3 separate regions of the Mus musculus genome follow, and regions 2 and 3 are each linked to region 1. The links are chromatin loops, found by intact Hi-C in ENCODE. Cell type or tissue: gastrocnemius. All regions are shown on one strand.

What was found. A loop is a pair of places that touch in the nucleus more often than their neighbours do. Peaks named below come from ENCODE experiments on the same cell type or tissue, not always from the same donor. Only the 100,000 strongest peaks of a DNase experiment are listed, where the experiment ranks them.
Region 2: it touches region 1 in a loop (2.2-fold over the local background); 4 of 42 quality-filtered maps call a loop at or near these places.
Region 3: a loop joins it to region 1, with 2.6 times the contacts of the local background. A loop is called at or near these places in 27 of 42 quality-filtered maps.

What each region holds. Positions count from the first base shown.
Region 1 is chr6:121,126,733-121,134,732 of GRCm38, reverse strand. Mical3 (microtubule associated monooxygenase, calponin and LIM domain containing 3) reads left to right here and starts at 3,711. Exons shown (of 32, transcript NM_001270475.1): 1 at 3,711-3,963. In gastrocnemius, a CTCF peak has its summit at 4,479 (motif pointing right); DNase peaks (open chromatin) are centred at 4,496, 5,023, 6,323, 6,784 and 2 more places; H3K4me3 peaks cover 1,473 bases; H3K27ac peaks cover 1,047 bases.
Region 2 is chr6:121,035,392-121,043,391 of GRCm38, reverse strand. It overlaps Mical3 (microtubule associated monooxygenase, calponin and LIM domain containing 3), which reads left to right. Exons shown (of 32, transcript NM_001270475.1): 2 at 1,058-1,396; 3 at 2,803-3,010; 4 at 4,789-4,905; 5 at 5,281-5,382; 6 at 5,793-5,948; 7 at 6,819-6,919. The coding sequence starts at 1,133. Among named protein-coding and RNA genes, the nearest start is that of Gm4651, 25 kb to the left of the region's middle. In gastrocnemius, a CTCF peak has its summit at 3,482; DNase peaks (open chromatin) are centred at 1,107 and 3,904; H3K27ac peaks cover 2,106 bases.
Region 3 is chr6:120,982,758-120,990,757 of GRCm38, reverse strand. The region is part of intron 19 of Mical3 (microtubule associated monooxygenase, calponin and LIM domain containing 3); the gene reads left to right. All of the region lies in intron 1 of Gm43915 (predicted gene, 43915), which reads right to left. Among named protein-coding and RNA genes, the nearest start is that of Gm43915, 28 kb to the right of the region's middle. In gastrocnemius, no CTCF peak of the experiment used is centred here; no DNase peak of the experiment used is centred here; H3K27ac peaks cover 4,577 bases.

The DNA.
Region 1 (8,000 bases):
CCAGTGCTCATCAAAGTCCCAAAAGGAGATGGATTCTAAATGCCCAAATTCTGAAAGTTGAAATCCTCAAAAGTCAAAATTTCTAAAATTACAATCCAAGGAATGTGTAACTGGAGGACCTGGGAAGCAGGGGCAGGAAGATCAGCAGTTCAAAGCCAGTCTGACTACAGGAGTCTCTATCTCAAAACCAGCTCGTGGTAATGCACACTTCTAACCCCAGCACAAGAGGCAAAGGCAGACAGAACTCTGAGTTTGAGGCCAGCCTGGTTTGCATGGCAGTTCCAGGCCAGTCAGGGCTACACAGTGAGACTTTGTCTCAAAACAAAAACGAAAGTCAAAGGACACAAAAGAAAAAGAAGGGCAAGGCGTGGTGGTGCATGCCTTTAATCCCAGCACTCAGGAGGCAGAGGCTGGTGGATTTCTGAGTTTGAGGCCAGCCTGGTCTACAAAGTGAGTGCCAGGACAGCCAGGGCTACACAGTCTGGAAAAATAAAAAAAATAAAAAAATAAAATTAAAAAAAAAAAAGGAGAAAGAAGGAAGGAAGGAAGATTAGAAATCCTGAAAGTCAAAACTGTACCTGATGTAATAGATGTATCTAGGAGTGTAGAAAGCTAGATTCTGAGACCAAATCACTGCATTCTTGGATGTACACAAAACAATTGTCGAATTATTTTCTTACTACTCTCTACTCTTTCACACAACACCATGCTGCCTTCAAAAGATTGCCCCTTAGCTGGTTATAGCGATACACAATCTCTGCATTCAGGAGACAGAGGCAGGAGGATGGGTTTGGGGGTCAGCCTCAAGAGCCCCGCCTCAAGAAAAAGAAAAGGTCTTTTCACACCTTATAAGTGAATAAAAAGAACTCAGCAAGCCCATTGGCATTCTGAAGCAAAGATTCCAGCTGACACAGGGCTCCCTCCCTCCCTGTGAAGCAAGGTAAAGGGTAAACTAGTCTCAGTCAGGGATTTGACTGTCAAAGCAGAGAGCCCTCTTACATTTCTTAACAAATTTGCATAGAAGAACTAGCCCCTGCTTCACACTTGGCCAACATGTGTCCCCACTGTTTTTTTTTTTTTAATCAGATATAAACAATTCATGTCCCACAGATCTGAAAATTCTGAAACTTATTTCCCTAATCACGCATTAATGACTATATAGCAAATCATTTAATACGTGTGTGTGTTTGCTTAATTTTGTAGAAAAAAAAAAAGAAAAAGGAGGGAACATTCCATATGTATCTCGAAACCATGATAGATTTGGAATCAGGAATGAGCAAGCATTTGGTAAATGAAGTTCAAGAAATTACCAATAAAGTTTATTTTTGTCCCATCCAGTCCAATAATTGTGTTTGGTGGAGAGGTCAGATGACTGAGGGAAGAGAGATGAAAACGTCATGTAAACAGGCTTCATTTTGCTCAGCACTCTTGTGACAGAGGCAAGAAAACTTAAGTTTGAGACCAGCCTGGGCTACCCAGACTCTGACTTTAAAAGAAGGAAAAAGCCAGAAGGTGGTGGTACATGCCTTTAATCCCAGCACTCGGGAGGCAGAGGCAGGAGATATCTGCGAATTTGAGGCCAGCCTGGTCTACAGAGTGAGTTCCAGGACAGCCAGGGCTGTGTGGAGAGACTCCCAGAACAAAATAAAGATCATTTATCTACATTGGCATTCCATCCAGCTGATGGAATTCCAGGAGCTTTTAATGAATTAAAAGCTGCATTAGCCTGAAGAAGCCAGCCAAGCTTCTAACTGGTTGGAAAATAATTACAGGCACAGTAAGGCAGGAAGCCACGTAGGCAATACTATTACCGCTCACTCACCAGGTTTGTTTCTGCCAGCCTGTGGTCTGTATATGAGAACGTGTGGAACAGGTGCCATATGCCCAAAACAGCCCAGAAGCAGGCCTGGGAGATGGGAGCATTTAATAGGGAATGCTCTTGTCGGTGTGTATAAAATCATAGAGGAATTTTCAAAAGAGCCATGCTGGATGGAAAATGGATGGGGCTGGGTTATCCCAGGAGATCTCTAAGCATCACCACGATGCAGGATCTTATAGTTAATGATCATGGAAGTTAGCCAGCTTTTGTGGACTACCGCTTTTGATCTATGTTTAATTCATTAATTTTATTTATTTTGTGGGGGAGTATTAGGAGTACTCTGACCTCCTAATGGAACTTGGGGTTCCATTCTCTCCTACCATGTGGGTTCTAGAAACCAAAATCAGGTTGTCAGTCTGAGCAGTAAGTACCTTTCTTTGCTGAGTCCTCATTGCCCCCTTGAATCTCTCTCTCTCTCTCTCTCTCTCTCTCTCTCTCTCTCATGTGTGTATGTATATATGAGTGTTTCTCCTGCATGCATATCTGTGCACTAGGTACATGCCATTGTCCATGACGTCTAGAAGAGGGTATTGGAACCCCTGGAGCTGGCGTTACAGATGGTGGTTAACTACCGTGTAGGTGCTAGGGATCAAGCCTAGATTTTTGGAAGAGCAGTCAATGCTCTTAACCACTGAGCCTTTGCTTCAGTCCTTTAACCTTCTGTTTCCTTTTATTTTGTTTCGTTTGGAGACAGTGTCTCACTATTAAGCTCCAACTGTCATAGAACTCACTCTGTAGACCAGGCTGGCCTCAAACTCACAGAGATACACCTGCTTCTGTCTCCCAAGTGCTGGGATTAAAGGTGTGCACCATTACATCTGGCTTAATCTGTTCTTGAAGTACACTTTTTTTTTTGTCCAATTTCTTTTTAACTTTTTGTTTTTGCTTTTCTGTTTCCCTCATTGTTGGATACAGAACTCTTACATAGTGAATAAGAACCCCATGTCCTGAGTTGCTTCCCCAGTTCTTCACTGAAAAAATTTTTCTCTCTAGTATTTTAGTGTTGTTTTTGTTTGTTTGAGGGTCAGGAGTTCAAAGTCACCCTTAACTATTAATATACAGTTCAAAGCCAGCCTTCCATATTTAATGAGACTCTTGCCTTTTAAAAAGGAAAGAATAAAAAGAAATAAAATTGTTTTCCAGAATAATTATATTGTTAAGGTGTTAATCTTTCAGGGTTTAGAATTTAGAGATATTTTATCACTTAGGATTATGGCCTTTGGATTGAGTCTTTGGGGATCAAAGCCTGCGTTCACGATCAAAATTAACATTGTAACAAGAACAACTTAATTTGATAAGCATTTTCTAAGACAACTTTGTATCTTTGATCCTAGGGCTCAAAGAGGTTAAATGACCCTCCCATTAGCATCCTTTGCTTGGTCCCTTCTCTAGCTCCCCGGAGCTCGCCCGCGGCTGGCACCCGCTGGGAGTTCTGTTTTCAAGAGCAAGCCTAGCAAACATTCTGTTCTGTGTGCAGCGGGATCCTCTGGGGCAGGGCGCCTGGGATAGTGCTGGAATTTCTAATCCTTATGATGTTCCTGTGTGTGTTGACTGGGGAGGGAAAAGAGGAGAAAAAGGATAGCAGGGGTAGTTCGGGTTTGGATTTAGGTTTGAGTCGAAAGAACGATTTATCTGTGCTGGAACTTCATTTCATTTGGGTCACTTGAGGCTCAACCGATGCCCAGGAGAGAGGCCAACGCATCATCGCTTATCCGTTACCTTTCCTCCACAGCCTTCCCCAGCCACCAGGGTAGGCGCCTGCTCCTGGTTACCGTGGCAACCGCGAGGAGCCCTAGACAGCTCTGCTACGGCACTTTCTGCAGCCCTAGCTGAGATGCAGCGGTGAGGGAGGACAGACAGAGGCAGACCCCGGGTTCTTCGTTCCTTCTTCGCTGCTCCGATGAAAGAAGTGTGCCTCGGGGCTTCTGAGTGAGAACCTTTGATGGGATTCTAGCTGGAAGGTGGAGTCACCACACTCAGGATGCATGCAGCCACAACAGCAGCACCTGTGTCCTGAGGACCAGCCAATCTGGGGAGGCAAGCTCTCACCGGCGAGGAAGATGCGGGTGTGAAGCCCCAAGTCCGTAAGTACCACCAAATCTCCCCTTGGGTGAGCAAACCCCTTAAAGAAAAAGGTTCTGTGTCTTGATTGACGCCTTTAAAAATATTTATCACATCTTTCAATTGTTTATGCCTTGCTTTGCCTTTCTGACATATGTGGGATTCTTGGAACAATTCTGTCTGCCTTTAAACGCATGGCTCTCTTAAGCAGTGGGAGCTACACCCGGGTATCCTTGTCTCCTTTACCGCACAACGCCCCATCAGCGGATACCGTGCACCATAAGCACACGCCCCAAAGACTGAGAAACACAGCGCTCAGTTTCTTAGCCAATACCGTCCAATTTTCTTTATTCTTTAACACCCCCCCACAACCCCCACCAAAGAAATAACATCCCTAGGCAAGCCAGTGGTATGCCAGTCGGAGGACTGCCCGGGGATCCTCACGACACCGTGTCCTTCCTGCAAGCTCAATGTGAATCCATTAGCTCATCCACAGGCGACAATTGTTACACTCGGAGGGACATTCATTTCGGTCCAGTAGAGGGCGCCGGCGCTCGCCTCCACAACCGGGTAAACAGGCCAGAGATGCCATCCCCACAAGCACAGGCATGCACGTGCCCCTGGCTGCGGAGGACTCGGCGCAAGTCAGCCTCTGTCGAGCGTTAACAAAGGGATGGTTATGTTGGTTCCCCTCTGGAAGTCAATGGAAGGGCGAAAAGAGACTTTCGGAGCACTGCGTTTGTTTCAGAACCGAGGGAGCATGTTTCCAGGGCAAAGTACTTTCTGTATATTCGTCAGGTCCTCTCCCCCCCCCACCCCCACCCCCGTCAACCCCTCCTCTCCCACCTCCCACCCCCAATCTATTCTTGCCTAGCCATGGCACTAGGACGAAGTGTTTAGAATGTATCGCGTTGGAAAGACAGGAGAAAAGGGGGAGAGACCTAGATGGAATGAGCGATAAAGGGACGGCTGCACTGCTGGCCCCTGCAGTAGTCCGCCCTAGCTACTGGGGTCTTCCCAAGTGATTCTAAAGCACCGAGGTTGCCCGCCACCATTCTAATCAGGATGACGTATACAGGTGAACTCCGTACGCTGCTGCTGGAGGGCGGGGTATATTGTTTTTGTGATGCGCGACTAGCCGCTGTGTGGAAGAAAGCATGCAGGAGCCGAGGCTGGACCTCGGCAGGCAGGACCTCTGACTACCTGAAGCAGCTGAGGGCGAGAGGGATGTTTCGAAGCAGAGAGGGCGCGCCTCTCTCAGAATGGGCTCCTTCTCTGAAGAAATGTTCTGACCTATATTCCAGACCAAGGAGAAAAGGAAATGTGAGCCTCTGCGGGACTGCAGAGGGAAAACTGCGGGTTCCTGTAGAAATGGGGTCCGTGTCTGTGTGCTTAGCAGAGTCACACATAACTGTCCCACTCTTCAGCCGCAAGAAGCATGGCTGCTGGAAAGAGGTGGATGGAACACGGTGATTCACGCCTGGAACCCCAGCATTTGGGAGGTGGTCACAAAGGATCACAGGTTGAAGGCCACACAGCTATAGAGCAAGTTTGAGGCTAGCCTGGTCTATATTAGATCTTGAGGAAAGAAGAGAGTGAAAGAAAGAGAAGGCAAGAATATGGTAGGCATTAGAACAAAGGAAAAAAAGCAAACAATTTGACCTAGAAATTATAGTCTTAATCCTTTTCAAGACTGAATTCATTATGGCTTTAAAGCCCTCCTACACCGAAAGGGAAATAGTAAAAATTTCCATTTTCCGAGAACTGGATAACTAGGGTAGCATTCTCTTCACAAATACACTCATAGACCAGGAAGCAAAGGGCTTCTAAACTTTGCATTCTAAAGCTATCTCATAAATATTCATAAGTCATAAATGCTGGGAAGCAGGTGGGAGGCAGAAACTGCGCAGCAAGTTCCCCAAAGGCTGCTGTGCTCACAGAAATTAGGTAAGGCCTCACACTCCAGGCCTGAGAAGTCAGAGCCAGCCTACAAGGTCAGGGCAGCGGGTGGGGCATGCCCATAAGCCCAGCACTTGAGGGGTAGTGGCGGGAAGATCTGGAGCCATTCTCCACTCTATGTTGGGTTCTGGGCCAGCCTAGGCTACATAAGATTCTCATAAACTAAAAACTAAAACTATGACGTGTGAGCTGGTGCTAGGACTTTTTTCCCCCATCACAGCTTTCTAGGGCATTCTCATTAATTTTGATTAGATTGAGAAAGGGTTAAAGTCTTGGGGGTAGGGGCGGAAAATGACAGACAGTGCTGCCTATTCCGAAAGCCTGGCTCCCGTCATTCACTTCATAAATTGGAAAGAGAATTAAGTGACCACATAAAGAGCACCCACCCACCCGGCTGGGATCACAAGGCCTCCTATGCCAGGCTAAGGGGGGTGGGGCAGGAGGATACTCACACAGAATGGCCACAGCTCTCCCACGTACTGTACCATATTACTCTGTCTCCACATTCCCAGTGAGTGACTTGGACAAACTTCTCCTTGTGCTTGCTTACCAAGCAACCCCAGACTTAAAACCACCTCCATCATTCTGTTACTTACTGTTCTTCTAGTCTTGTTAAGGCATGTCATATGCACGCGCGAGTGCGGACACACACACACACACACACACACACACACACACACACACACACACGAGCGCACAATTATATTGTCTCCTGGTTGAATTGCCCTGCTCTCTGGAGACAATGCCTCCACTTACCCTGGGGCTCCTACAGGGTTTCTCCAGCACTCAACCAGCACAGGGGCCGTGGACATCTTTTGTCTTCCTCAGTGACCTTGAGCTCTCTGACAAGCTCTGCCAGGCAGGAGGCTCAGGGTAGCTTCTGCTATCCAGTCCCCATGCCCCTTTTTTGACTGGTCACCACAGAGTGGACCCAACTCACAGGGCAGGATGCCAACACTACAAAGGCTGCCTATCCACTAGCCAGCTAAGCCAAGGACGGTGTATCTGGGTCTCATCTCTCATCACCCCTAACCACCACGACCACAAGGGCTATTCCCTGAAATGACAACTTAACTCCACAGCCCAGGAGGAAGTGTCCAGGAGCCTGGCTCCATGCACACCCCAACACACCCTCAGAAAGGGCTGACCAGACTCAGAGGGGAGGCCCCAGGAGACTGGAGCACTTTACTAAAGCAGAAGCTAACATTTTGGCAGAGTAGATTGTGACCCCTCAGTGGGCCAGGAAATCAACTTGGCGGCTTATAACCAGCATTTTTAAAAGAAAAAAAAAATCCAAGTGTGCCATATATCCTGAGGTGTGAGGGTGTTATTACCTGAAGTCTGGCCTTGGTTTTGTGTGTATATATGTATATGTGTGTGTGTTTGCTGTGCACTGAGCTGTGAAGCATCTGTTTCATTTATTTTGTGGAGTTAGGGACCAAGTCCAGACACCTGCCCATGCTAACTACACACCCCAGGCATCAAGATTCAATTCTTTACACAGGTCACAATCAGACAATCATTACAATCATTCCCCTGCAGTGAACTCTGAGGGAAGCTAGAACGGAATCATGATAAAATAGTAAGGAGTCAAATTCCAAAAGAGCTGACAAAGAATAGAATCTATTTTTGTATTGTTTTAGGGCTAGGAACTGGACCCAGGGCCGTGCGCACGCAGAGCGTTTCCCTCTGAGTATGTCTGACTTGGGACTTTAGAAAGTTCAGTTCTGAGAGGCCTTTGTCCTGAGCATGCTGACACGAGGGGTGTGAGCTGCAAGTACCATGGCCCGTCTGGGCACTACTCTTTTGATATTGAACCAACCCATTTGTTTTACTTGCTTAGTTTTGTGTGGAACAGCTGAGACTTGAACCAGGGTCTTGAATTGCTAAGTGTGGGCTGTACACGTGTCGACTCCTAGGCCGGAATATGATATGGCATGTTGAAGAGTGCAGCAAAGAAAACCAAGCATTTCACTGTATTTTTACATTTCCATCCTTTAGTAGGGAGGAACGCACGTCTTCCGCAGAGCTTGTCCAGAGCTCAGCGGACAGCCTTTAGGAGTCCGTTCTCTCTCCTACCACATGTGGGCGGGGCTTGAGA
Region 2 (8,000 bases), 91 kb after region 1:
GAGACCCTCCTCAAGACAATCCAAAATAGGAATTCAAAGCTGCCTGAGGAAGACCGACTTCTGAGGGTCACGCAACCCCCTGCGCAGACTCCAGGCTGGGGCTCCCTGTCCTATGTCTCTAAATAGTAGTTCAAATAAAACATGGCACCAAAGGGATCAGGGGAGGCCCCGGTAAGGAAGTACACAAGGCCGCTGTTTCCCACCTGTTCAAATGTCTGTCTGCATCCATAAGCGGAGACTGGTGGAGACCATTTCTGAGATAGCATCGTTGTTATTGTAAAATTCGAATGTGGGAAAACAGGATGGCCGTAAACCCATCCTGCATGTACCACGTGGAAAGCTTCATGAGTCTTGCATGCCAAGTGACTCTAGTGTCTCCTGTTTCTTAGTCATCTCTGACACGGCCCTTTGGCTTCCTTCAGCCCTATCTGTATTAATTCTTATGGTAGTCTTTTAAGGGGGCTTGTCCTCCTCCTGGCCTCGGACAGATTGGTGAAGCTAGAGTCTTGTGCAGCCCTTTTGTCTCATGGTCTCTCAGGTACCTGGATAGTTTCCATTCCTGCTATACTACACTGATGGCTTCTAAACCTGGTCCCTCTCACCAGCCACTCAGTAACCTCAAAGTCATTCGTACTAAGTACCCCCATCTAGTGGGGTCAGGACAGTGAACTCGCCAGCCATCCCCACAAGTGAGTGCTCATGGTTTTAATCTCTCGACTTGCTCTAGTTTCCTAGTGGCCTCCATCAGAAAACTGGGACTCACTGTTGGCTGACGTGTAGGAGACCCTTGTGGAACAGCCAGAACGACTTCCCTGCCCAGTATTGCGTGCCTTTCTTGCCTAGCTGAAAGCCACAGCAGGCCGTGAATTGCCCACTGTAACTCTGTGATCATGTCACCCACTAGACTGTCAGCTCCCCGACACCCGGATGGTGCCTGGAGTGTTTGAGTGCACACCTGTCAGGGATGTGACTGTCACCGCTCTATGGGCAGGAGCGTGTCTCGTGGGAAATGAACAGAGATGTTGACAGTTTCCTTTTCTTCCGTGTTTTCTCTTAGATTAAGGTGACAGTGCCAGGTGGATCAGCACCATTCCACCGCCCCTCCGTGGAGCTGTGCCAAGAGTAGGGGAACATGGAGGAGAGGAAGCAGGAGACAACGAACCAAGCTCACGTCCTCTTTGACCGCTTTGTCCAGGCCACCACCTGCAAGGGGACCCTCAGGGCCTTCCAAGAGCTCTGTGACCACCTGGAGCTGAAGCCCAAGGACTACCGGTCCTTCTACCACAAGCTCAAGTCCAAGCTCAACTACTGGAAGGCCAAAGCCCTCTGGGCCAAATTGGACAAGCGGGGCAGTCACAAAGACTACAAAAAGGGCAAAGCCTGCACCAACACAAAGGTAGGGATTCTGGGAGGAGAGCCAGGCTCAGCTGGGCTGAAGGGGTTCCTTCCACCCACCAGACTCCTTTCTGAGCGTATTTCACGTAGTCAGTTATTGAATGTTCAACATTTGAGGGTAGGTGGGTAATAACTTTTTATTTTTTTGACGCCTTGCCCTAGCTTCACACTGGTAGGAGAAGGCAGGTTGCTTAGCAGGGACAGAGCCAGGCCTCTATGAGCATCTGTGATTTAATGGTTCCTGGCCTGTCATCTTTTCCATGTCATTGTTCCGTATTCAGCACCTGGTAAGGCTCTGTCACGAGGCCTGCTGTAATTCACAGACAAGGACCCTGGGAACTGAAGTATTTCTAGCTGCCTTCCTAGCGTGGAAAAAGCTAGTTTCCATGAAATAGCTTTGGACTGAGTCCTGAGAGATGCACTCACCTGAGTTGGGGTAGGAGTGAGGAAGTGAAGGAGAGAGAGGCGTGTCCTGCCGCCTTCTCTGAGGAAATCCTTTTGGGAGAAGTTTGGGGAAAGTTAGTAAACAAATTTCCAGAGACTTCAGGGTTGTTATTTTGGCTTTTCACGAGTTTTAGTTTACCCTGTGGGGCGCCCAGAGAGCCATCCTATAGAGCAATGTAAAGATCTGAAGGCCTGGTATCACGAACGACTACACTTTAACTTAAAATAAAATAAGGGGAGCTCGGAGGTAGACCACTTGCTTCACAGGCCCCGGGTCCCCAGCTTCAGCACTCCCCCTCCCCAAAATCACACATGCACAGCACTCTACATGTATTTTAAAACAAGATAGAACACAGCTCCACTGTCAGAGGCTCCTCTGATGCCTCCGACCTCTGCTGAAGGAGTTAAACAGATGGTGTACATACATATGCTCAGGCTTACACACATTAGATAGATAGATACATAGACAGGGATGGATAGATAGATAGATAGATAGATAGATAGATAGATAGATAGATAGATAGAATCTTTGAAAGACAAAAAAAATCTTTCCTGTACATGAACTTTTGAGTCTTGAAAGTTGCCTCCTGGGCATCATTTCCGTGGTAGCCCCAGGCTTGATTGCCTGGCTGAGGCTACTAATCTACCCTTTGGCAGCAACCTTAGAGACTTCCTAAGGGTCCCTGTCTTGATAAAAGATGAGATGTGATTTTCATGCTGTTGGTTTAGATGATGCCCCATTTAAGTTTTGCCGATCTACGGGTTCTCTAAGCTGCTTGAGGTAGACATGCCAGGGGTTCAGTCTTCCCAGCCCACCAAGCATGAGCTCGTCCTTCAAGCCTCTGCAAGGACTCAGTGGTCCGAGTCAGGCTTCCAGCGTCTTGGTCCTGGAGTTTGGACATAGGGGTGAATGTGGGACTTGAGAGGCGTGGCCTTGGCCCTGAGAGCACCTGTATCTTTCAGTGTCTCATCATTGGAGCTGGCCCCTGTGGGCTGCGCACAGCCATCGACTTGTCCTTGTTGGGAGCCAAGGTGGTTGTTATTGAAAAGCGAGATGCCTTCTCCCGCAACAATGTCTTACATCTCTGGCCCTTCACCATACACGATCTCCGAGGCCTGGGTGCCAAGAAATTCTACGGCAAGTTCTGTGCCGGAGCCATCGACCATATCAGTGAGTAACACTGGCTCTTCTTGCTTTCCTTCTTCGGTGGGTTAAGTGAGGACTTCCTCCTCACCCAGCATTTGCACCCGCCACCCTGGTCTATAACCTGCCTTCTTAACCAAGTGGGGCTCTTGTACAAAAGGAGTTAAAGTTTGCTTTAAAGATCCTTAATTGGGGGCCAGGTTTGGTGGTGCGCACTTTTAATCCCAGCACTCAGACAGATTGTGAGTTCAAGACCAGCCTGTTCTACAGAGAGAATTCTAGGACAGCCAGTACTACAACAGAGAAACCATGTCTCCACAAATTTTTGGTTGGGTCTTGGACTCTTCCTGAGTACCCATGGTATATGCAGTTCAGTTGAAGGGAAGGGTGGGCATTGAGAATAAGGTAGACAGGTTGGATTTGAACCCTCTGGTGGTTCTTAGTTCAGTGGGAGAAGTGCATAGCTTTGATGCTGCACTGTGATCCTGCACGCCCTCTACAGGGCCATGGGGACAGACCTGGGGAACCATACACACGCAAGTTAGAGTAGAGGCTTGGACACATATATCAGGTCCACTGTGAGAGCGTCTGTGTTAGGTGATGAGTGAACTCAGGGCCTTGTGTTTGTCTAAGATGGTCCTGTTTTCATGACTGTAAATGCTCAAACTGAAACCAGTTTGGAACAGCATCTATCTCACCAAGCTAGAGAAATCTTTTTCCTGTCATTAATTAGTCGGGGAAATGTTAGTAAGGAGCAGTTGTGCTGAGCCCCTCCATATGTGACCTGGAAAGACACTCAGCCATTAGACCTTTTTTTGCTGTTTGAAATGGTTATACCAATTTATTCAACACTAGCTGGCGGCTGCCACATTCCACTGGCAAGAGGAAGTGCTCAGCCCATCTGCCAGGCTGTAATTTGTAAAGCATCTCAGAGCCCACAGTTGTCTACAAAAATAACGTGTGTGCTAGCTCGCCTCTCAGCGCGTCTTTGGGGGTGTGACTCAGAAGGGCGAGGATATGGTCAGCTGAGGAGAGGAACAATCAGGATGACTTAGCAGGGGATTTGCGAGTCCTCTAGCTCGTTAGTCACAGGCTGCAGGTAAATTTGGCCTTAAGAGAGGACCAAGGGTTGACTGATTGGATTTGTGATCCTCATCTGTGGCCAGATTTATTTTAGGACAGACAGTATCTTAGATCAAGGACAGGATTTCTGTCTCTGTTACCTGGTGTTGGTTCCAGATCTGATGGGGACCCTTTAGACATCATACATGTTTATTACTGTGATGATGAGCAGGATTGTCAGTCCTTTTGGACCTCAGTTTGCACAACCGTAAGTCACTGGTGGTGGGGATAGGATGGGGTTGTGATTTCTTTTGTAGGTAGGAATTTTCTGGTAGGAATGTGTGAGGTCAGCAGGGGTTCAGGGTAGAAGGCAGATGCAATGGCATCTTAACCCATGGGCACACCTCTCCTGTGGCTGACTCTGATAACAGTGGCTCTCCCTGGACCCAGGAAATAGAAGAGTGATTCTCCTTGGCCACTGTTCTATGATGTCTCGGTAGTCATGTCAGACCGTTCGGAACACCCAGCTCCCGAAGCGGGGTGGCCTAGTTTATCCAGAATGTTTCTTTCACTGTTTGATGTTTCCTTTACGATGCGGAGAAAGAAATGAGAGCTCGTGAAGCACATCTCTGCTGTGATAACCTTTGGGAACCTGAGCTAAGATGGATGGGCCTGAGGGTATGCGCCATGGGGCTCTCGCCTCCCCATTCCCTTGCCCTGTCAAGATGTCTGTGTTCTTCTAGGTATCCGTCAGCTCCAGCTAATCCTCTTGAAGGTAGCCTTGATCTTGGGCATTGAGATCCATGTCAATGTGGAATTCCAAGGACTTGTTCAGCCTCCCGAGGACCAAGAGAATGAACGTGAGTCCCACTGGTCAGAGGAGGAAGGCATGAGGGCACTTAGTGGGTGAGCACAGCTGAGATCATGGGAGAAGCCAGAACAACTTTCAGGCAGTTTCAGCCGTGACTAAAGGGGCTTTGTTCATGCAGCCTGGGCTTTTCTGGACTTTCGCGTTACCTAAGAGGCCTTTGGCACAATAGTAGGTGTGGCGAACATTCATATTATAAAATTTTTGAAGGTAAAGAAAATCTTTGTGAGCTCTCATCAAGGTTTCCTGCCTGAGGCCACCCCTTGTTGTATTTCATGTGGTTCTGTGGATTGGGATTTGGTGTGATCTTTGTGTGGGCCTATGACTTAGTCTGTGTTTCCACCTTCGTTTTGCTTTTGGCCCTCAGGGATAGGATGGCGAGCATTGGTGCACCCCAAAACTCATCCTGTATCAGAATATGAATTTGAAGTTATCATCGGTGGAGATGGGCGTAGGAACACCTTGGAAGGTACTGGCCTTCGCCTATGCTCCTTTGCCTGGCTTTTCATAGATTGGAGGCTGGCCTGTCCCCGAGACCACACCCCTGAGAGATTGCAAGTGTGTTGTCCAGTCAGTGCCTGCAAGGGTCTTTCTCACAGGACACTAGGACATGAACTGTGCTCAAAGATATTCATACCACAGCTTTTAGTCCATGCACAGATGAGACGGGCACACCGTGCCCCTTCACATTAAGGGTAACCTTTAGTACTGAGTAACGATCCGGTTGTTTGGATCTCAAGTTGTCAGTGATGATGGGCGGGACTTCCTGCATGTGTTCTTTCGTTTCTGTTAGGTGAGCAGCCTACTTTCCCTGACTCTGGCCCCCCATCTTCTCTCAATGGAAGACCCAACCCCTTCTCTCTCTCTCTCTCCCTCTAGGATTTCGTCGAAAAGAATTTCGTGGCAAGCTAGCCATTGCCATTACAGCAAATTTTATCAACCGCAACACAACCGCAGAGGCCAAAGTGGAGGAGATTAGTGGCGTGGCTTTTATATTCAACCAAAAATTTTTCCAGGAGCTGAGAGAAGCCACAGGTTGGTGCCAGTGCCTCCAGAGCTCAGGGCTCATGGGAGTGGTGGCCTTGGATGCCACTGCTGTGTCTTTGGTCAGCTGTTCTTTAGTCACACCTGTCCTTGCTTTTAACACACTTCCACACTACTGCCGTCCCGTGTCAGTCCTCAGCACAGTGACCCGGCTGCTCTGGGGTTGGCTTTGTAGTTGTGCCTTCTGCCAGCTCCTCCCCAGCCCCTCCCCCTCCCGTACAAGCTAGGTTTGCTGTTGCATGGGCAGGGTTTGGTTGACACCCTGACCTTTGGTGTCACTGTTGGCCTTCCCTGAGGTCATCTGAGATCACCAGCAACCATTGCTAGTCAGGAATGGGCTTGTGTGTGACTGTTTTCTGATGGATTGAGTTAGGCATAGATATAGATATTTTGCTGTAGTAAAACAAAACAAAACAAAAGTATCTTCATTGTGTTTTCTAGAGCTTGGTTTCTTTCCATTCTGTATACTTTTCAGGTTAACTGAATAAACATTCAGTATTTGTCTGTCTGCAGTTAGGCATCTGTCCTGTTAGAAATCTAGGCGATTCCTCAAGCATCCATGGTTATCACAGAGGTTTTACCTGGTAAACAACCCATCCCCTCTCGTAGACTGGCCTCTCCTTTTCCCATTCTGGTGTCTTTGTTTACTATTGGTCATTGTTGGCGTGTAGTGAGTTGTAGGGCAGCACAAAAGAAAACAAACCTCCTGGCTTCCATGCACTGTGCAGGAAGGGAGGGTCTGCACCTGGACAGCTTTCCTGCCCGGTGCTCTGCAGCCCTTTCCTCGAGACTCAGGCCCCGCCTTGTGGATCCCCTCATGGCCCAGTCCCGTGAATTCTCACATCTGTCTTCTGCTTGCAGGTATTGACTTAGAGAACATCGTCTACTACAAAGATGACACACACTACTTTGTCATGACGGCCAAAAAGCAGAGTTTGCTGGACAAGGGGGTGATCCTGCATGTGAGCAATGGCTTCCTTTCAGGCAACAGTTTTTGTTGAGCTGCTTGATAGAATCACTGGGAAGAATTTTATATTCTGATGGGGTTGTTTTTTCTTCCCTGTAAGGGAAGAAAAATGACACTGAACACATCTGGAAACCGATGCTACTTATTAGTTTAACTTAAAAAGTATTCTTATTATTTAGAAAAGTGCAACTATAAACAGGAGGAGGAGGAGAGGAGAAAGGGCCTTTGCAGCCATGATTATGACTAGCCCTGACACGGCCAACACGGCCAATATTGTTTGGATAAGCCCAACCTCTTCCTCTCTCCCCTCTTCTGCTTGGTGACTATTTTAGAGCAGCTGTCAGCTTTCACATCATATATAATTAGCCAGTTTAACTTTAGGTAGCCTGATTTACAGTTATAGCAAATTGCATAACCGAAGGCCTTGCACATTGCTAGCCAAGAGCTCTGCCATGAGCTACCTCCCTAGACTTTTTTTTTTTTAAAGAAGTATTTCTTTTTGAAACAGGCTCTTACTAAGTAGCTTGGTCTGGCCTTGAAATAGCTCCATAGCCCAGGCAAGCCTTGAACATGGAGGCCTCATCTTTTGGAGGGCCTGGGGACAAGTGTTGAGCCAAGAAGCTGCACTTGGAGTTTACAGTGGCTTGATGGAGACTCAGGTTTTGTCACAAATGTGGTTGCTGAGGAGACAGTTATTTGAGGCTTTTTCTAATTGACAACAGAGGCCTGGTGTCTCTCCTTAGCCAGTTCCAGCTCAGTCCTTTGTCTGAGTGACTAATTGCATGATATACCCTGAGCTGAAGACTTGAAATCTAAATCACAGGCTGGCTCCTTAAGGATCGTGGCTGTCTCTCTGTTGCTCTCACAGATCGGGATGTGAGAAATTACTGTCTCCATGCGATGAATGGATAGAAGAGGCCTCACACGCGCTGACCTGGCCCTGTGCAGTCCCCCCCTAGCCTCAGCACTGACTCTTAGGGAGCCCTTTGTGTCTGCAGGACGGTAGCACGTCAGGCCTCTTAGAATGAGTCACAACACTGCTTTATCTAGAGCAGACTGGAGAGAGAGCCGACAAG
Region 3 (8,000 bases), 140 kb after region 1:
GGTCACTGGGAGAGTTGCTAGTCTTGAAGCACTTGCTGAGCAGTTAGTCTTAACATCATTGAGACCTAGAACCCTCAATGTCATACATTGATCCAAAATCTAGAACCTTCTAAATATAACATCATACGTGGAAAATCTCATACCAAGAAACTGCCATACACAGTTATTTAAGCTCTCACACAAAGTATCCTGAAACACTGTATATGAGGTAAATATGAATCTTAAGTGGATTTTGTGATCATTTCCAAGGTATTTCATTATATGTAGACAGAAAACCCTACGTCTGGGACATTTCTGGTCTTAACGTTTCATTTAAGGGACATTCAGACTGTTGGGCTAGATGAAGGTTTTCGAGGTAGCCGTTCAGTGGATGTTGTAGATGGCATTCTGTCGTGGTACCTGACATGCTTGCCACCTTAGCCCTTCTCCTGCCTCACAGAAGACTGTGTGGTGTAGAGAAATTCTTTGAGCAGACCTGTCGGAGGGGAGCTATGCAAATACAGAAGTCACTTTGCTGGACCAGGGAGGAAACTCCCATTCCCACGTAGCAGCGTCAGTCTGGGTGTCCGCTTAGAATCACAGTCGCTGTGAAGGTATAAACATGTGAGCTTATCAATGGCCCCACCATGGTGGCTGATGTGCTTAGAGGAAACGGGGGAAACGGAAGACTGCCCACACTGCCTCTGAAGGTTGCAGGATGCAGGGGGGGAGGGGGAGGCCTGGCTTTCGGCCCTCTTCTCAAACAAATATGGAGGAAGATTGGACACCTTCGTGGTAAAGCAGTGCTGAGGCAGGGAGTGGCCATCTTTTATTTCAGGATATCAGGCCAAGATACTTCCCAGTGGAGTGCCGTTTGTTCTGTTAACAGCTAAGCGGGACTCCTACATAGGCAACTTTAGCCCAAAACGGGGAAGAGGATGAAATGATGTCCAAGTTGATTCTTTCCTGTATTGTAAGAGCTCAGCTCAGTCCCTGAAGCCAATCTGCAGCGTGCTGCTGGTAGGTTTTGGTTTTGTTTTATTTTGGTAGGGAATCTTTTGTTTTGATTTTGTTTGGTTTTCCTGTGAGACTCCCCCGCCCCCCTTTTACCTTGACTGTCCCCAATGCCTGAGCTCAAAGGAATCTTCCTGCCCAGCCTCCCAAACAGCTGGGATCAGAAGTCCGTGGTGCCACACATGGCTCTGTCTGCAGGTTTATATTCCAAAGGTTTCTATTACTGCATTCTAAGTAAGACCATGGTTCTCTTGAGAATGGCCTCACTTCAGATGGTTTGATCTCTAAATCCCAGTGTATGAGGAAGCAGGCGAGAATGCAGCTCATTTCCTGCATGCCTGGGAGAGAGTTGAAATGGATCCCTTCCTACCAGAGCAGAGAAGAAGAAACCCAGGTCCCATTGTGGCCTCACAGTGACGGAGGCTGTGGGTGAGGACAAATTCCCAGTTCCTCCAGGTGACTCTGACCAGTCTCGATGTAGATGTGGAGTCTACACTATGCTGCCAGCCAGGTAGCTTTTTCTGTAGGAGTTCTCATCCTTAACATCCCCCAGAGACCTTATAGGTTAGCTGTGTGGATATGTGGGGAAAGCCCAGAAGCGGCTGGCTCATGGTCTGAAAGAAAAGCCACAGCCCAAATCCCCAGCAGCTTTTGATAAAAGGAACAGGGGGTGCTGATGGTGGGTCTCAGTGGAAGAGGAATGCTTACATTAACCAGACCTGACTTCAGTCTTTAGCACCAAAAGGGGGAAAAGAGAAACCACTTAAGGGGAGATCTCTGAATGACAGAGTAGCAGGCCAGTGTATCTCAGATAGACCAGTTATTTCAGGCCAGAGTATCTTGTGGGGACCAATCATTTCAAGGCAGAGTCACTTCTTTGGTTTGTTTTGTTTTTTTTTTTCAAGACAGGGTTTTTCTGTATAGCCCTGACTGTCCTGGAACTCACTCTGTAGACCAGGGTGGCCTTGAACTCAGAAATCTGCCTGCCTCTGCCTCCCGAGTGCTGGGATTAAAGGCATGCGCCACCACGCCCAGCTCAGAGTCACTTCTTAACAAGGCTTTAGCTGGCATCCAGAGTCACCAGTTCCTCCTACCAGCTGTGTGATACCATCATATTCCATTAGAAAGCAGGCTTCCCTGGTGGGTGGGGTTGGTAGTTAGATGAATGAATCCTGGGAGCCATGTTACTTTAGGTCCGGTGGGAGGACACCACAGAAGACATCTCGGTTCCCTGTGCCTTGTCCCTTACTCTCATCAAATTCAGGCTTTACTCGGGCTTCCCTAGCAGAAACAGTCGACCTCATCCAAACATAAATAGAACAGCTATTGTAGGAGGTAAGGTAGAGAGACTGGGTCACCAGTACCCATGAGGCCAGAGGGATTAGCCAAGTGTCCCACAGCCAGGAGGTCACTACGGTTTATACCACATTATCTCACTGGGAAAAATAACTAGAAGGGGCCAAAAAGTCCCAACACAGGGAATAAGCATGGAGGAGGTAGAAACTACTCATTGTTGACATGTATAAAAAGATCATACTGTACCCCATAAATATGTGCAGCTGTTAACGGTGCATCGCTAGTTTTATTAGAAGGAAAAGGGAATTGGGAAAATGAGCCAGAAATGAATTCAGGATGGTGGGGGGAAGAGAGAGCCTCAAGATGGCCTGTGTGATACACGGTTGCCCGAACCCCCCACCCAGCACTGGAGTTTTGGAACACTGCAGGAAGGGCAGGGAGAGCAGGTGCCACTGAAGCCTGTCTGCATCCCTCGTGCTCCTTGTGAATCAGACAGCTACAAATAAAGGATTCTGGCAGCTCTCGCACATCAGCTGAGAGCAGGTTGTCCTGTTAGCAAGTGCTGCTTTGGGGATGATGTATGGAGCTCCCGTGGGCAGCGGCTGTTCCAAAACAGAGCCTCAGGTCAGGCCCGGGACCTTTTTCCTATTTAGGACGCAGCCAGATCCTGGGAGCTCTTCCCCTTTGGTATGCGTGAGGCTGTAATTGGCCTCCCTGTGACCTGAGATCAGCCTGTGCTGACTTAGAGACAAATCAGCCTTGGAACTGATTCCAGGTCTCTCGTTCCACTTTTAGCTGGGAAGGCCCTCCGCAGCTGCCATCTGACAAAGCATATGATGTGGAGGGAGGTGGCCATCCTTCCTAATGAGGCTGGCTATGCCTCCTCACCTACTCAAACCAACTTCTGCCAGCCTTGTTTGTTTACTTGTTTAGAAATACAGTCTCCATGTGTTACACAAGCACTCCTGGCCCAAGCGATCCTTCTGCCTCAGCTTCCTAAGTGGCTCGCAAGCTTCAAAGCATTTTAAATACCAGTGTGAAGACTGCAGCGGCTGCTCATTTTCATCCCTTATCTCTTGTGGTTCCTTCTCCCAGACACTTAGCCATGCGCGTGTCACAGGAGGGTGTGTCCCAGTCCAATGATGTCACCACGAAGGCCTGTACCACTCCGCTTCTTCCTTCCCTGTCTGTCTGTCTGCTAGCTCCTTGGTCAGGACAGAGAGTCGGGGATATTAATCTTAATTTCACTGGCATTGTGTTTGCCACAGTGCTTTAACACTGTGGATTGCAAATGTGCGGGCGGGCACACTGGACGTCACCTTCCCTTTGGGAAAGCTGAGCCTCTGTGGGACCCCAGTCCTTGGGATTCTCTGTCTAAGTAGTCCCTTGTCACTGAAAGCTGGGGTGAGCCAGAGCTCTATGTGAGTGGGTGCTGGTGGGCCAGAGGGCAGAGGCAGGGCTGACTCCCTCCTCTTTCTGTTTATGGGTGGGTGGCTGGTTGGTTGGTTAATTTTTGTGGCAGAGTCTCTAGTCCAGGCCAGCCTGAATTCCTTATACAGCCAAGAATGACCTTGAATTTCTGATCTGCTATAATACCTGATGTTTGTGCTGCTGGGGGTTGCTAGGCAGTCGCTCTTCCAGCTGAGCTGCATTAAGGCTTTTGCCTTAACCCTCTACCCACTTCTATGTGAGACAGGGTCTCACTTTGTAGCCCTGGCTGGCCTGGAATTCACAGAGCTCTGTCTGCCTCTGCCTCTGCCTCCCGAATGCATCTGCCAGGACACCCAGCTTCACCTTCACTTTTGTTTGATGGTTTTGGGTTTGAGAGACAGGGTCTTGCTATGCCGCCCAAGCTCGTCTCAATGCTCCTGCCTCAGCCTTCCTGAGTGCTGGAATTATAGTTGCAAGCCACAAAGTTAGGGCTTCTGCCTTATTTTTTTTTTTCCAAAACCTCCAGCAAGCTAAAGTTATCAGAGCATCCTTCCATAGCACCAGACATGTGAATGGTCCGAATAGCTCTGACTGGTTCTATTTTTTGTTATTTGTAGCATCTCCCTTCCCTGGAGTCTCAGGCGCTAAGCTTGGACTGCCAAGTTCTGACGCTTGATGTCCCATCAGCCTGCAAAGCTTGTAGACTCTGCAGAGGAATAACACCAGGCAGAGGGCAGAATGCCTGCTGTGCCAGACTCCAGCATGTCTGTTTTAAGACATTTTCTAATATAAAAAAACCACAGCAGGGCAGTACAGTGAGGCCTGGGAAGGGAGCAATGACTAGGACTCTACAAGTGCCCTCTCTTTGTGTCACAAGTCCAGGGACAACATGGTGGCCTCTTGAATTACTGCCATCCTCTTGAAGTTCAATTTTTAGTCCCGCTGCCCACAGACTGTATGACCTCAGGCACCTAAGTGTGTGTGCACTCAGCTAGTGCTGGTTAACTGCTTAGTCCTCCAGAAGACCTTCCCTGGGTACCCAGGACAGACACTGCTTTCTTAGGTACCAACGGTCCCGGGAGCATACATCTTTCATAGTACTCGATAACTTATGCCTGACGTACTATCCGTAGTCTATGTAAGAATGGAAATGCTTTGCATCTGCCATCTTCCCAGGGGCCTGATGGAGTTCCCAGCACAGAGTAAGCATCGCCACGAACACAACTTCGCTTCTCCCCTGTGTTTCTACATGGGTGCTTCTTCACTCCACCTCGCTGGGGTTAGAACAGACCAGTGGCGCTGGTTTGTCCTGAAGGGATGGTTCATACTCTTTTCTTTCTGCTCTATATGAATGGAGCTCCTGGGAAGCTTACGCTTGCTTTGTGTCTGATCTTCTCTCTGTCTTTCATGGAAGAGCAGTCACAGGCTGAGAAAGAATCTCGCTGTGTGTGGTCAGGGCGTCTGCTTGCTCATCTTTGTTACGTGGAGCTCGTGGGTGTCGATGGAGAAGGAAAGGACAGGTGAGCCAGCACCTGGAGCCTGTGCCCTCCTGAGCCTGGGCAGGCAGCTTTGTTTTGGAGAATGTGTTGGCTGCCTGCCCCTCTCTTGTACTCTGTGCACTTAGCTCCCAGACACCCTCATCTTGGATTTGTGAGCCAACTTAGCATCACATTGCATTGGTTTTCAGTAAAGAGTCTCCAGTCACTTTGGAAGCTGATGTTGTGGAAGAGCCAGAGTCGGCAGCAGATGTGCTAAGACTGAACCCTGCACCTGACTGTATTTGTAGAAAAACTCTCTCATGCCCTGGCAAAGGAGTTGAAAACACAGGCTGAGGCTATAGCTCCTTGCTTACCCAACATTAATGAGGCCCTGTGTTCAGTCCCCAGCACCAGATGAACCAGGTATGGTGGCACATGCCTCTAAATTCCCAGCACTTGGGAGGCAAGAGGATGGACCTTGGCTATAGTGAATTGGCTAGCCTGGGCTAGAGATCCTGTCTCAACAACAAAAACCTGCACACAACAGAAATGCCAACCATCAAAGCATTTCCTATCTCAGAGTTGCTAAACTAGTTTAGGTCTGCCTGAGAAGATGCCTGTAGTCCCAAATTGGGCTGGTATAGGACTGCATGCAGAACTCCAGTGTTATCTCCGGTGCTTAGACTTTGTCAGCAGTTAGAGACCTGCCCTAGTCAGAGCCTGTGGTCATTCCTGACCCTCTCTCACCTGGGCTCTGCCTTTTCTTTTATAGACAAAACAAAAACCAATTTCCGTTATTATTGCTAAGTGTGTGTATGATGTGTGTTGTGGGGGTGGGGGTGTCACAAAGCATATGGGGAGGTCAAAGGGCAACTTCATTGAGTGGCTTCTCTCCCTCCGCCTCTCTGAGAGTTCTGGGGTTGAACCCAGGTCGTCAGGATGGTAAAGTGCTTCCTGCTTTGCTAGCCTGTTCCTACCTTTTCTTAGTCACTGTGTATCTTAAAGCACAGGTGTGTGTGTGCTTTTAACCCAGGGCTGCCACCTCTTCCCTTATGTCTACATAGGGTGACTGAATTTATGGTCCAGAGCAAGTGGACATCGACTCCTGTGTGTGAGTGCGCAGGACACAGGCACAGATCTTACTGGGCATCAGCTATGTGGCTTCACCCATGTTTGCTGAATGCTGCCCTGTGGGAGAAGAGGTGGGGAATAAACTGGGGGTGGCGAATAAACTGGGTTTCTCTAGTCGGTACCCTCACATCCAGCTCTGGGAGGCAGGTGTCATCCCGGCCACAGGCCAGGGTACGACTTTGAGAGGATTAGAGTGTTTGTAAGCTCCTGCCATGTTCACTGCTCTAGAGGCAGTGGGACCTGGGAAAATGTTAAAAATGAGGCAAGGTAAAGTGTCATGCAATTGCCAGCTTTATTCCGCATCAGACAGTTTATACTCCGGGGGTTAGGAAAAAATCACTGAGTAAAAGTTCCCGTGAGTTCAAGCTGTGTACAGTCACAAGGACAAGCTGCATGTGGTGAGAACATGTTTTTTCCATAGAGGCATATAAACAAGTAACAATAGCCGGTTATAATGAGTAATCTCAAGTAAGCTCACTCCTCTGCGCTACAACTCCGAGGCGCGCGGTCTAAGAGCAGCTCCTTGTTTTGAAGAAACTAAGGTCACAAGACTCTAGTTTTATTTTCCTGGGGTTTTCTCACAAGCATTCAGAATTCTCCACATGAGACTCTCCATCCTTGGATGGCATCAGCACTTCCAGTCAGTGGTGGAGTCAGGATCTGACCTGGGTTCGTCTCAGTGTACGGGTGTGGTGTCGTGACGCAGCAGGCGCACGACAGAATACACAAGGGGCCTCTGACCAGAGCTGGGACAGTGGCAAATGTCAGGAGGAACAGTGGTAGCGAGAAGGGAGACAGGACCCCTGCTGTGGACCGAAGGAGACTCGAGTCAGGGATGCTTTGTAGCTGGTTTGAGTTTTAGAAGCACCGTGATCCTATAGTGTTTCTCTAAACGCAAACCATGAGGTAGAAATGGTAGAATTTTTAAAAGCTCTCTCCTCGTGGTTCTAACCAACAAGCAGAGAGCACTGACAGATAGATGCTCAGACCCCTGTGTGAAGAATGACAAGGGCAGAAAGCTGTGTGGTTTCACCTCGTGCATGCTAACAGAGAAGGTGTACTTGTGTGAGGGCATGCTTAATGGGCAGCGCCTGTCCCACTCTGCCAAGCTTGGCCCTACTGCACAGCCATGCAGAGGGCTCAGGGCTCAGGGCTTAGCACTGCCACCATGGTGTGTTTGTCCTGCAAGATATTTGTCAAATGCGTGGCAGCAGGACACAGGCCGATCCTGTGTCACAGCTCTACAAGAACCCTGAGCAGAGTCCTACCAGACCTCAGTCCATCTTTGTGGGGGATCACTTGAAGTATGATACCCTCTCTGTGACTCTTTTAGTCCCTGGGGATGAGAGACCCACCTGAAGGTCCTGGACAGATGCTTTCCCCCACCCAGTCACTGTTACTTATAAGTCACTGGCATCTTCTCATCTTGACTTGGCTGGGAGCAGATGAGGATGTGTGGTCTTTGTCTCTCCTACTTAGGGAAATGTTGCCCTCACCCACAGCATCATTTCCTGTCCTCGGGCCAGTCCTTCCCCCATGGTCTGATTTCCAGGAGACCTGTGCATCCTTTCCTGAGTGATGGGTTATGGCTGCCTCAATGGTCAACATTCCCTTTTTTCATCCAGCACCATTTCCCATCATCCATTGCTGGAGTTCAGCTTCTGCCCTCCG